3 separate regions of the Homo sapiens genome follow, and all the other regions are linked to region 1. Evidence: chromatin contacts called from ENCODE Hi-C or POLR2A ChIA-PET data. All regions are on one chromosome and are shown on one strand. The core of a region is the stretch at or near the end of the contact, and the rest is flanking DNA. Distances in the headings are between cores, read along the strand shown. Region 1 holds the start of CRISPLD2 (cysteine rich secretory protein LCCL domain containing 2). Region 2 holds the start of MBTPS1-DT (MBTPS1 divergent transcript). Region 3 holds the start of WFDC1 (WAP four-disulfide core domain 1).

What was found. Hi-C counts contacts between places; a loop is a spot of excess contacts on that map. ChIA-PET counts read pairs that join two places held with the same protein, here RNA polymerase II (POLR2A). Pooled maps may share reads with other maps.
Region 2: a pooled map shows a loop between it and region 1 (2.6-fold over the local background). The contact joins the promoter of MBTPS1-DT here to the promoter of CRISPLD2 in region 1. A Hi-C loop is called at or near these places in 1 of 50 pooled maps. POLR2A ChIA-PET finds 5 or more read pairs at or near these places in 2 of 52 experiments (HCT116 and activated CD4-positive, alpha-beta T cell).
Region 3: a loop to region 1 is called in a map of sigmoid colon, with 6 times the contacts of the local background. The contact joins the promoter of WFDC1 here to the promoter of CRISPLD2 in region 1. A Hi-C loop is called at or near these places in 2 of 168 maps with a recorded cell type or tissue (prostate gland and sigmoid colon) and 2 of 50 pooled maps.

Annotation. Positions count from the first base shown.
Region 1 is chr16:84,817,728-84,821,946 of GRCh38, reverse strand. It overlaps CRISPLD2 (cysteine rich secretory protein LCCL domain containing 2), which reads right to left and starts at 1,962. Exons shown (of 15, transcript NM_031476.4): 1 at 1,814-1,962. RefSeq lists a silencer at 2,000-2,189.
Region 2 is chr16:84,115,175-84,119,393 of GRCh38, reverse strand. It overlaps MBTPS1-DT (MBTPS1 divergent transcript), which reads right to left and starts at 2,351. Exons shown (of 1, transcript NR_186375.1): 1 at 231-2,351. It overlaps MBTPS1 (membrane bound transcription factor peptidase, site 1), which reads left to right and starts at 2,452. Exons shown (of 23, transcript NM_003791.4): 1 at 2,452-2,659. It also overlaps the pseudogene LOC648774. RefSeq lists an enhancer at 1,722-1,881 and silencers at 2,032-2,131, 2,532-2,961.
Region 3 is chr16:84,293,017-84,297,235 of GRCh38, reverse strand. It overlaps WFDC1 (WAP four-disulfide core domain 1), which reads right to left and starts at 2,358. Exons shown (of 7, transcript NM_021197.4): 1 at 2,121-2,358. The coding sequence starts at 2,264. It overlaps LOC124903734, which reads right to left. Exons shown (of 6, transcript XM_047435022.1): 5 at 3,601-3,719; 6 at 2,398-2,903. The coding sequence ends at 2,398.

The DNA of each region.
Region 1 (4,219 bases), core at 713-3,212:
CCTGGCTGTGTCATGTTGGGCACACACCTTAATAATTCTGAGCCTCAACTAACTCCTTGTAAAAAGTGCCCAGCTAATAGAGCAGGCAGTGAGCTCATCCGTGGAAACCCTGGGCATGTCTGGTCTGTACTAAGCATCATGTAAATGTCAGCTGCTTGTATTATTACAAATGGCATTATTACTATTCCTACTCTCACATCTTAAGAAACTCTGAAAAAATCAAAATCACCCTCTTGGTTTCTCCTCCCTGGGTACATTGTCCAGTGGTTTTAACTGGAGCCCCTGTAAGACAAAACATCACCTGTGTGAAGGTCAGGTTCATGGGTGGAGTTGGCAGTGGGCAGGGAAGTGTCTTAAAGAAAGCAGGGTCAAGAGTGCAGATAGGACCCACCTGGGGGTGACAGCATTCCATACCAGCTGGGGGATCTTAGGCAAGCACTTCACCTTGCTGAGCCTCAGTTTCCTCAGCTGTGAAGTGGGCATCAAGAGGCCTACTCCCCGGGGTGTTGCAGCGATGACAATACAGGTAAACTGCGTGGCACAGACCGCGTGCCTGCCGCACAGGCAACACAGTCACACACCCACCCCTTCTCCTGAGTGGGAACAGCCAGATCAGGGGCAGAAGCAGAAAATCAGGTGCATACAACCCAAGGAGCCCTGGGACAGCCGACAGTCACAACTCATGGCCTCAGTCTACTGGAAAGGACCACGCCCCGGTCCTGTTCTGCAGGCTCTCCTCACTGTCAGACATCAGACCCTGGATGGGGAAAGCAGGCTCACCCCATTCTACCAGGGCAAGAGGTCCAAAGGCCCAAAGGGGAAACTCACAACCCCACTCTCGGTTGCAAGGCAAGCTAGGCATTTGCACGGGATGCTTCTCTCAGCCAGGGCAGCAACTCACATTTTGGCTGAGAGACGCCCAATTCAAGTTGGACTGCGATGAGCAGGCATCAGCGAAGTCCTCCCTGGCTTGTCCACCAGCCCAGCCTTAGCAAGGGAGGCTCTGGGTCTGCAGCACATGAGGGACTAGCCCTGGCTCTGTCCACGTGGGACGACCGATCTCCCCCACACTCCAGAGTGAGCCCTCCGCTTCCAGGGTAACTCTCCCCACGCAGGAGTTATGCAGGTGCCCGCTCTGGCTAAAGAAACCCAGAAACGTGTTCCCCCAGACTGCAGAACCCTGACATGGCCCCAAGTCTCTACACATCCATTTGAAGCTCTGGAGACAGACAGAGCTGGGTTCCAGCCCTGGCTCTGCCCGGACAACTTACTTCACCTCTCTGACCCTCAGCATCTTCATCTGAAATGTGGGAAGAAGGCTACCTTGCAAATGAAATCACAGAGGGGCGTGGCCCTCTAAACTGCAGCTGAATGCACATGCCACTAGATCACCCTGGTCCTCCAGACATGAGTAGGACACATTCTAATGCCTGCCATATCCATGCCATCAGCTTTCCAGTTATTGACACCCACTACGAACACAGGAATGCAACAAATGCTAGTGAACTGCACGAGGAAGGCAAGAGAGTAAACAGCCTCTAAGGAGCAGGATTCTGCGCTCAGATCGGCGTTGAATCCTGGGTCCTTGGAGTCCTGGCTGCGAGGTCCTGGACAAATGAGTTGTCCTCGCTGAGCCTCAGTTTCTCCATCTGCAAAAGGGCATGTCGCAAAGCTGTGTTCCGCTATGCAAGCAGAGCACTCGGTGTGGTGCCAGCACACAGTCAGCCCTGCGAGGTGGCATCTGTCCTAGTTATTCCAGCTTCTCGGGGGGGTAACAGTTTGCAAAAGGGAGAAGCATGGAAATCACACTTACCTCCGCAGGGCTCCAATCACCAGCTCGCTGGCGTCTCCCGCGTCCAGCAGACGCGGTAGCAGCGGCGACAGCGCGGGCACAGCAGGCACAGCGGGCACAGCGAGCAGACAGCTCAATAGGAGCAGCCGGAGACGCCCTGGGATGCGAGTGGGTGCCGGGGCTCAGCGTACCGCCTCTTGTAGGCTCCCCGGAGCCCGGAGGCCACGCCCCCAGATCGCTGGCGGCGCTGGTAGGACCGAGCATCACCGGCCCCGCCCCCGGCCCCGCCCCGCAGGCTCAGCGGGCTGAAGGAGGCGGGGGGCAGCTGAGGCGCGGGCGCCGGGTGGGCGAGGAAGGCGGGGCCGCTGGCCTCCAGGGCCGGCTAGGGACAAGGAGACGCTCAGCTCCCTCGCCACTGGCCACACAAGCATAGTTTTCATTGAGCGCTTACTATGCGCCTGGCGCGGTGCCAAGCGCTTCCCACAAGGGGCTTGCAAATTTACCAAACCCCAGCTCTCTGCAGCTCAACTGGAAAATAGGAATAAGGAGGCGACCTCCCAGGATTTTAGCAAATGAAATCCGCAAGGGCTGGGCGCTGTGAACTGTGGCGCGGTGCAGAGTACACAGTTACTGAGGTGACTCCCACCCTCTACACGTGCTCAGAAAACTTAGGCCCCCTCTTCCCAATTTGCAGACGAAGAAAGGGAGACTTGTTTCCGGATGGGGCCGCTAGCGCGGGGATCCAGGCTCCGCACTTTACCTTCAACGACCCTAGGACGCGTTCCCAGGAATCCAGGGAGGTGGAAATCACCTCATTTCACAGATCCAGTAGCTGAGGCTTGGAGAAGAGCGTGCCCCAAGTCCCGTAGCTAGGAGCAGTGCAGCATGTTCATATCTCTTTTGCCCGGAGGCATTTAGCATTTTTAACCTGTGCAGGTACATACGGAAATCAATTTAGAGCCAGACGAAATCACCTTTGAAACAGGTAAATCCACGTTCCTTAAGAGCTAAGGGACTGCCCCGTGCTCCCGCCTCAGTCACAAAATGTGGACGGGTATGCAGGCACTGCGCGGTAAGGTGCTGGGGCCCAAGGGCAGGAGGGGGCCTGTCCGCACTGCTCATCTCCGCACCAAGACACCGGAATTAGCTCCTCCAGCATTAACTCATTCCCCAAATACCCATCGAGTCGCTCTGTGCCGGGCCCTGTGCTATACAGCAGGCACAAACAAGACACCTCCGGGATCTCAGAGTCTGGGGCCCCCACGAGCTAGGGCACGTGGGAGAAACAAGGATGGGGAATGGGTGGAACAAGGACTATGGAAGGCTGCCTGCGTGACGTGGACTCAAACAGGGAAGGCTTGCCTAAGATTTTGGTGCGGCTCAAATGCAGATACAGAATAATGCAGACTGGCCGGGCGCGGTGGCTCACACCTGTAATCCCAGCACTGTGGGAGTTTGAGGCGGGCGGATCACCTGAGATCAGGAGTTCGAAACCATCCCGGCCAACATGGTGACACTGTCTCTACTAAAAATACAAAAATTAGCCGGGCATGGTGGTGCATGCCTGTAGTCCCAGCTACTTGGGAGGCTGAGGCAGGAGAATCGCTCGAACCTGAGAGGCAGAGGTTGCAGTGAGCTGAGATGGCGCCATTGCACTCTAGCCTAGGAGACAAGAACAAAACTCCATCTCAAAAAGATAATAATAATGCAGATGTTTTCTGTTATCTTTTTTTCCTCTTTTTGTTTTACTTTTCTCAGTCTTTGAAGCATCATTCTTCAGAGGCACTCAACTGGCATGCAGTCATCCAATAATTAAGCACCTACTATGTGCTGGGCTCTGTTTCAAGCACTGGAGGGCTCAGTAGTGAATAAGACTGTTCCAGAACAACAGTCCTTGGATTGACAAAAGACAAATCCAAGGGGAGAAGAGATCTGTGTTAGCAGATGCCTTTGGAGGCCTGGCACGATGGCTCAGGCCTGTAATCCCAGCACTTTGGGAGGCCCAGGCAGGTGGCTTGAGTTCAGGACCAGCCTGCAACATGATGAAATCCAGTTGCTACAAAAAGTAGCCAGCATGGTGGCATATGCCTGTGGTTCCAGCCACTCAGGAGGCTGAGGTGGGAGGATTGCCTGAGCCTGGGAGGTGGAGGTTGCAGTGAGCTGAAATCGAGCCACTGCATCCCAGCCTGGGTGACAGAGCAAGACCCTATTTCAAAACAAAACCAACCAACCAAACAAACAAACAACAACAAAACAGATGCCTCTGAGTACCTGACCCCAAAGCATTATACTGCCAAATCCTGCCACCCCCAACAACCCTCCAGGCTGGTCCTGTTATTAGCCTCATTTTTTCAATGATGGAACTGAGCACAGAGAGTGTAAGTCACTTCCCTGAGGCCACACAGCCTCTGAATAGAAGAGCCAGGA
Region 2 (4,219 bases), core at 1,102-3,601, 700 kb after region 1:
TTTGCCTCCAAGATTTTGATGCTCTCAGCAAAGCCACCCTTGCCAAAAAAGCAGCCTGCCTGTAGTGCCACCGGCAGGTTTACTAGGACCTCCAAGATCTCTGCAGAGTGGCTGCTGGGACTCCAGGAGCCACAACTCCAGGGAGGCTTTCCCAGGGTTGGCTAGTGCCTGTGCCATCAGCTATTACTCTTTAAAATAACATTTCATTTGAATAAAGATTTACCTTCCCATGGAATTACAGATGCTTTATTCTGTATGTGAAGCACAAGTTTAGGAAGTTATTTTAGAACCAGAGTGGTGGGAATCCACCAGTGGTAGACCAGGATCCTGTAGCTCAGGCTGTCTTGGTAGCTCTCCAAGTAACTTCTCTCCCACACACCAGTCCCCTCAGTGTATAGGCATTCTCTGAAACTGGTGGTGGTGGCATTCTCTCCCCTTCTTTGGGGCCTCGCTGTCACATGATGGATGCCTGCAATCACTGTTCTACCCCAGTTTCCAGCTGTAGGGCCATGTATTCAATGGCATAGTGACTAAAGGGCTGTTCAGAGAACCCTGACCAAGATTAATTTACCTAAAGTTGGAACAGAAGGACATAGTCAAGTTTAAAATCAAATGCTTTGTGTGGTGGCAGAAGGGAGTGCCTTTGACGGTTTGCAAATGCAGAGAGGCAAGGATTCTCCAAAAGTTCAGAAAATCGTATGAGATCTGAGTCAGGAAAGGATTCAAGAATCCACCACCACATATTGAATCATATAGGAGCCGAGCACTTTATGAGTATGCTTTTTGTTTGTTTTTGAGACAAGGTCTTGCTGTGTTGCCCAGGCTGGAGTGCAGTGGCACAATCATGGCTCACTGCAGCCTCGACCTCCTGGGCTCAGGCAGTCCTCCCACCTCAGCCTCCCTAGTAGCTGGGACTGCAGGTGCACACCACCACACCTGGTAAAAACAAAACCAAACACAACTATAGAGACATGTCTCTGTTGCCCAGACTAGTCTCAAACTCCTGGGCTCAAGTGATCCTCCCGCCACAGACTCCCAAAGTGTTGAGATTACAGGCATAAGCCACTGCGCTAGGGCTTATGTGTGTACTTAATTTAACCCTCATCCTTTAAGGTAGATATTAGTACCCCTATTTTTTAAAAAAATTATTTATTTATTTTTAAGGCAGAGTCTCGCTCTGTCGCCCAAGCTGGAGTGCAGTGGTACGATCTCAGCTCACTGCAACCTCCGCCTCCCAGGTTCAAGCGATTCTCTGCCTCAGCCTCCTGAGTTGCTGGGATTACAGTCATGCGCTACCACACTCAGCTAAGTTTTTATATTTTTGGTAGAGCCGGCGTTTCACCCATGTTGACCAGGCTGGTCTGAAACTTCTGACCTCAAGTGATCCGGCTGCCTCGGCCTCCCCAAGTGCTGGGATTACAGGCGCGAGCCACCCCGCCTGGCTAGTACCCCTATTTTTGTAATGAAGAAGCTGAGGTACAAAGAGGTTAAACAACCTGCTCAAAATTACGAAGTAGAAGCCTGAGGTGGGGTATGGTAATTTGTGATTCTACATTTATCCACCATATTAAGTCAACTGTGTTAAATCATGTTGAAGGAAGATGATGCGCTGTGATCTGTAATATTGGTGCAGTTCAGCATTACCGTGGTGCAGTGTCAAGTTCCAAAAGACACAAAACTGTCTGATCGGCCTGTAGCGCATCACCGCCCACCAGCAGTACCTGAAGACGCTTTCAGTCCCCTGCTAGTGCCGTACGGAGTCCGGGCTGGTCCATTTACATTGAAAACAAACTGATCCTAGCATCTAAGTCACCCAGACATCTTTTAGGCGGCAAGCTTTTCAGACAGTTTAACACATTTATTCTTGTTTTTTCAAAAAGAGCAAACACGTGGCGTTACAAAGGTCCTCCGTTTCGCACGCACCGGTGTCCCGGCAGCGCGCTGCGCGTCGGGAGGCCCAGTCTGTCGTCCCGTGGGGCCGGGGGTCAGGAGGTCGGGCAGGCGGGATTTGGGGTTTCGCGTGTTCCGGACCGGACACTTCGCCATCTTAACGAGCTACCGCCCGGGTTAAGGGGCACCCAGGGCAGGTGCCCGGCCGGGGGTGGGGTGTCCGAGCCGCCGGTGCCTGGACGTGGACCCCTGCAGGAAGGGTCCGCGCGGGAAGCGAGCTCTCCACGAGTCCATGACAGCAGGCCCGCGGGGGCAGGGAGCCTGCGCCAGGCAGTCTTTCTAGATCCTGGCCCAGCCTGGCCGCTTTCGCGCCCGTGCTCCTTTTCGGGGATCCTAGAGCGACGCGCAGAGCGGACCAAGGGTTCCCCCAGCGCGTTCTCGCCGCCTGGCAGCTCGCTGGCCACGCCCCTCCGCTTCCACCCTGCCACCGGCCCCCGCCGCCGCAAATGTCGCGAGACCTTCGTCCATCCTCCCGGCGTGGTCCCGCTGCCCACGGCGTCCAGAGCGCGCACGCAAGCCCCGGGAGCGCGGGACAGACAGGGCACGCTGGGTCGGCGGAGCTGAGGCTCCCAGCTGTGGGCCTCGCTGGCCCGGTCGCCCAGTCTCGCGAGAGTTGGGAGTAAACAGCCCCGAATGGAGTGCCCAGGCGTGTTCGCCGCGGAGGCGCCGTTATCCCGGGCCCGCCGGCCCTGAGCTCCCGGCGGCGCAGGTACGTCAGCCGCCCGCGCGCGGCCTCCCCGACCCGCTCCGCCTAGCGGCGGCGGCCCGCTCGCTCAGGTGTGCCGGTTGCGTCCGAGGCCCCGAGGCGAGGGCTGCGGGGGCCGGGCCGGGTCGGGGGAGGTGGGCGCGGGGCCTCCGGCGCTTGTTTGGACACAGCGTGCCTGTACCGCGGCCCTGCGGGGGTCTGCGCGCTCCGGCAGCTTGTTCCGTTGCCTGGTTTTCTTTACGTGAAATGAGCATTCACCGAGTGAAACAATACGCCCTGCTCTGGCCCGGAGCCTCCAGACAGACTCAATTCTAGGTGCGCTTCCGGGGCAGTGCTGGCGTCAGGTTTAAAAGACGTCGATTCTTTGCCTTATCTCGGTCTGTGCATATTGCGCTGCTGGTTTTTGGAAATGCGGGGATTCTGTTCGGCGAACTCTCAGAACCAGATTGCCTTTTAAACCTGTAGCTTCTTAAAAATCTTGCCTCGCCTTGGCATGGTTGCGCTACCTAAGACCGTTGTGGATCGTCAGTATTTTTATTAAGATGTTTACCTTTCATATTGGGTTGAGCCCCTGAGAATCTTGGCCTATTTGTCTACACAAATTAAGTTATTAGATTCTGATTGACACTTCGAAATTACGTGGAGTGGAATACGACCTGCGTTGAATTCTGGAGACTCATCCTTTAGTCTGAACTGTGTAGGTAAGCCCTCCTAACGTCAAGGTCTCCAATTGTATGTCTACGAAAAGGAGGGCTTGCAGAAGAGAAGTAATTCCTCTCATTTTTTTTTTTTTCAATCTGGAGAATCCGCTTTTATTATTTATACTTATTTTTTAATGTAAGAGCTTCATTGAAGTAGAATTTACATACCATAAAATCCACCTGTTTTAAGTGTACTATTCAGTGGTTTTTAGTAAATTTACAGCAGCACAGCCACTACCAAATCCACTTTTAGAACATTTCCGTTACCCCAAGACCTCTGATGCCCAGTTGTAGTCAATGCCCATTTCCAGGCCCCGCCACAGGCAACCTTTCATCTACTTTGTCTTTCTAGATTTGCCTTTAATGACTATTTCGTATATTCAGATGGAAACATATGATATGCGGCCTTTTGTGTCAGGCTTCTTTCACTTAGCATGTTTTCACAGTTCATCCATGTTGTAGCATGAATCAGGATTTCATTCCTTTTATGACCAAATAATATTCAGTTGTATGGCTATACCACATTTTGTTTAAGCATTTATGCAGAACACTTTTGACAAATAAAAGTTTATTTTATGCTCTAATGTGTGATGCGGATGACAGCAAAACTGTTGATTGAGAATGGGAGCTGGGACCTGACCCAGACACGTGTCAAACGACTGCACTCCCCAGGCACCCCGTATAATCAAGAGTTGGTCCTTTCTATATAAAAAGGGAAAATTCCAATGCAGAGCTTGCGGAACCTTTGAAGCACCTAGGGAAGAAGTGGGAGCTCTTCTAGTCAGGAGGTTAACAAGAACTAGGAAGGCTGGGCCGGGCGCGGTGGCTCACGCCTGTAATCCCACAATTTGGGAGGCCGAGG
Region 3 (4,219 bases), core at 1,109-3,608, 530 kb after region 1:
AATTCAAAGCACTTGCATCCTGACCAGTGGTGGCTACAAGTGAATCAGCTCCTGCAGCCCACCCAGGCCTGTGTTTTAGAGACTCCCCCAAATCCCCCGCGCATATCAACCCTGACCCTCCTATGTGGATGTCACAGTGCTGGCTCCTATGACATCTTGGGACATGGTGGAGATAAAATCAGATGACATATTGGCAATCTCTCTATGGTTGTAGAACCAAAGTGCTACTAACTACAGTTGAGGGTTAAATCATCCTGTTGCACCAGAGAAGAGCATGGAGGAGTCAATAAAATCTGAGAAGAGTCTCTCACCCCTCCTCAATGCCTCCCCTCTGGCCAGGTCTGGTCTCCCAAGCAGCTCTTAGATGCACCACTTCTGCCTGTGAGCCTCGGCTCATGCTGAGCCTTCTTCCAGGAATTTCCTTCCTCCTCCTAATTCCTAATCCTTCCCCAAGATCCAGTCAAGGTCTCCACCTCCTCCAGGAAGCCTTAGGTGACTACACCATCTCACATGAGCTTTCCCTTCTCCAAGCGCCTCATCATGTCACTCTACTACTCTTTCCACTTCTCGAAGTCCTCCTGTCTCCCGCCACGAGCATGTGCCGAACATGGAGAATATGAGCCCTGGAGGCCCAGATTTGTCTCAATACAGTTTCAGGCACCCCACTATGCCTGGGGTCATTAATCATTCTCCCTTCCCTCTTCTCCAGCTGGCAAACTCCTATTTATCCTTTAAAGCCACAGGTCCACTGTCCCCAACCCTAAAAACCCTGTCTGACTCTCCTGGGGAAGAGCTGCACACGCATCCCGTGCTACCACTGCAGCCGCTCATAATTCACCCACAAGAATGTACCAGGCGTCAACTTAATGGCAGGCACCAGGGGCACACATTAGTGAAACAGAACCCTGCCCTACCCCAAGGAACCTACATGCTACCCTGTTAGGCAACACCAAACAAAGTCACAATTATTTGATTGAAAGCTGCCAAGATGCACTGCCAGCTTGCTATGTTGCAAAGACGTTCTACATACTGAGACATTCAATCCTCACACAGGTGCTGTGGGTGCCAGCATTACCTTCTTGAGCCCTCTGTGTGCTGATATCGTCCTGGCTCACTCCGTCCCTGCGGATCTGTGATCTCTGGGGGGTGGGAGGAACCAAAAATGATAGCCTCCTCCACCCCATTCTCTCTCCTAGTTCCCTTCCTGCTTTATTGCTTCCTCAGCACTTGCAATCTGCACATACTAATAAATGAGATCTCTCTCATTTATTCTTTGCTGCCCCCAGCCCCCCATTGAGTTCCCCAGGCAGAGATGTGAGGCCTGTATCCCCACAGCCTAGGACAGTACCTGGTAAACAGTGGCGACCCAGACATAGTTGTGTGAAGAAATGCATCCCTCTGTCTTTTGCAGATGAGATTGCTGGGGTTCAGAGACGTCAAGCAGCTTGCCTGAGAGAAGCCACGCAGCTAATGAGCAGCAGAGCCCGATTCACACCCAGACATCTGGCCCCAGGGCATGTGTTTCTTGCCACTCACTGCCTCATGCCTTCTCTTTGTACTGCCATCGTTTGTCACCCAACTGCCTCTGCACCTCGGCCACGCCACCCTTGAGGATGGGGGCTGGTACCTCCTTTATCTTGTATCCACAGGACCCCACAGAGTGCCTTCCCCAGAGCGGTTTCTGCTAAATTCTGTTTAACAGAGTGTATTCATTCTGTTTGCTGAATGAATAAACAACCACATGAATGCATAAGTGTATTTCACAAACATTTGGTACTGATCAGGGAGACGGAATGCTCCGTTTAAATCCTGGGGTTCCGAAATGAGATGCTGTCTTTCAGGAGCAAGCATACTTTTGTAACAAGGCAAAAGTAAGGCACGATTCTTTGGCACATTTGTGATGTGTCTTTTGCCTCTTGATTCACAGATAAGGGTCCTTTTTTGGGGGTGAGCCCCATCTGCCCACCACACAACTCAGACACACACGGATAGGAAGACGCCTGCCTTGCCACGTTTTGGGGGAGCACTTACAGGAGAAGGCAGTGTCTAGGGATCGCCTCTCCTCAAGGCTGACTCCCACCCACACAGGCTGCCCCAGCCTCCCCATCCCAGGCACTTACACGGGATTTCTCGGCCAGCCTCGCAGGCAATGCCCGTTTCCAGATATTCTTGGCAGAGCCGGCGTGGAGGAGAAGTAGCAAGAGGCACAGAGCCCGGATGATCTGCCTCCTGCAGCTGCCCGGCCCCACGCCGGTTAAAGGCATTTCCTCCCTGGGCAGCGACCTTCCAGACGCACACAGAAGAGGGGCCCCCCTCGCTGCGTGGGCCTGTGAGTGGGGACAGGAGCGTGCACAGTCTGCTGGACTTTCTTAGTTCCACCCAGCAGGGTCCCTCGGATCATGTGTCCGCGTCCAGCACATGCCCCTTCCTCGATGGTGGCTGGCCTGCCCGGTTATTTTTAGCTTGCCCTATAACATCTGGCCCCAGACGCTCCAACCAGGGCGTCTGCAGCCCAGGCAGCTCAGTGGGCGGTGGCAGCAGGAGGAGGGGGCACCGGCTTGCTTGGAGACGTGGCCGGGAGTGGCCTGTCACTCTCCACTCTCCATAATGAGCACTTCCTTGCAGGCTGGGGCGGTCTCCTCCCAAGGAGGTGTGCTTGACACAGGGCTCGGGGCTGGACATGCAGGGGAGTGCAGCCGGATGGGTGGGGGCTCGGCTGCTACCTTGTTCACATTTCGAGCTGGGCTGACAAACTATCTGCCTATAAAAGCTTCTTTGAAAGAGGCTGCTGGACTGGCACTGGCCAAGGGTGCAGCCATGAAGAGACGACTTCCACCCTTGCACCCGCCGGGGTCCTCCTGCCTGATGTGGGCATGTGGGTAGTTCCTCATAGCGTGTGTTTCCTGTGAGATTTAAAAGAAATTGAGCACATAAAGCATTTCACACACATAAGTGTGCTGTCACTGTCAGCCGGTGTATCTGCACATGTGCATTTATGTGTATGCGTGTGTGCACGTGGGTGTGCATGTGCACGTGTGTGTTTTACAGGAATGTAGCACAGCGGGCTCAACATTTCACAAACTTCATATTCCCTTGTCTGTTCTCAGCACTTCCAAGACAGATACTGGTTTTTTGTTTTGTTTTGTTTTTCGAGACGGGTCTTGCTCTGTCACCCACGCTGGAGTGCAGTGGTGTGATCACAGATCACTACAACCTCTGCCTCCCGGGTTCAAGCGATTCTCCTGTCTCGGCCTTCCAAGTAGCTGGGATAACAGGCATGTGCCACCATGCCTGGCTAATTTTTGTATTTTTAGTGGAGACTGGGTTTCACCATGCTGGCCAGGCTGGTCTCAAACTCCTGACCTTAAGTGATCTGCCCGCCTCAGCCTCCCAAAGTGCTGGTATTACAGGTGTGTGAGCCACCACACCCGGCCCCAAAACAGACACTGTTTTGATGCCCGCTTTACAGATGAGGAAACAGAGGGGGCTGCCTGAGGTCATGCAACAGCAGCAGAGAGGAGGCTGGAACCCAGGTAGGTCAGACCCTGTGGCACCCCCCTAGGCGAAGCAGAAGGGACCCAAGCACTAGGCTTGACGCACCTGCCTGATCCCAGTTCAGCCTCTGCGAGATGCTGGAAAGCCTCTTGCTCATGGTCCTCAGTTCTCTCATCTGTGAAATGGGCATGTGAAAGTCTCTGCCTCTTGAGATCGATGTGGGGCTACAGGAGAGGGTGCCAGCTGTGCCCAGCACTTGCACAGAGTGAGTGCTCCAGAAAGATTGGTTCCTCCCTCCCTGGGGACCCTCACCCCCCACCTCCTGGCCAGCACAGCCTTCAGAATGCCCTGGGCAGGTATCATCAACCCCTCTTGGCCTTTTAGTGAATGACAATAGTGGCAAACACATATAGTCTGTGTAGGTCGGGTACGGTGGCTCACACTTGTAATCCTAGCACTTAGGGAGGCAGAGGATGCCTTGAGCCCAGGAGTTCAAGACCAGTCTGGGCAACATAGTGAGACCTCATCTCTACAAAAAATACAAAATAAAAAAAGTAGCCCGGCGTGCTGATGCACACCTGTAGTCCCAGCTAATTGGGAGACTGAGATGGGAGGATCACCTAAGCGTGGGAGGTTGAGGCTGCAGTGAGCTGTGATGGCGCCACTGTACTCCAGCCTGGGTCACAGAGCAAGACCCTGTATCAAAAAAAAAAAACCTTAAAAG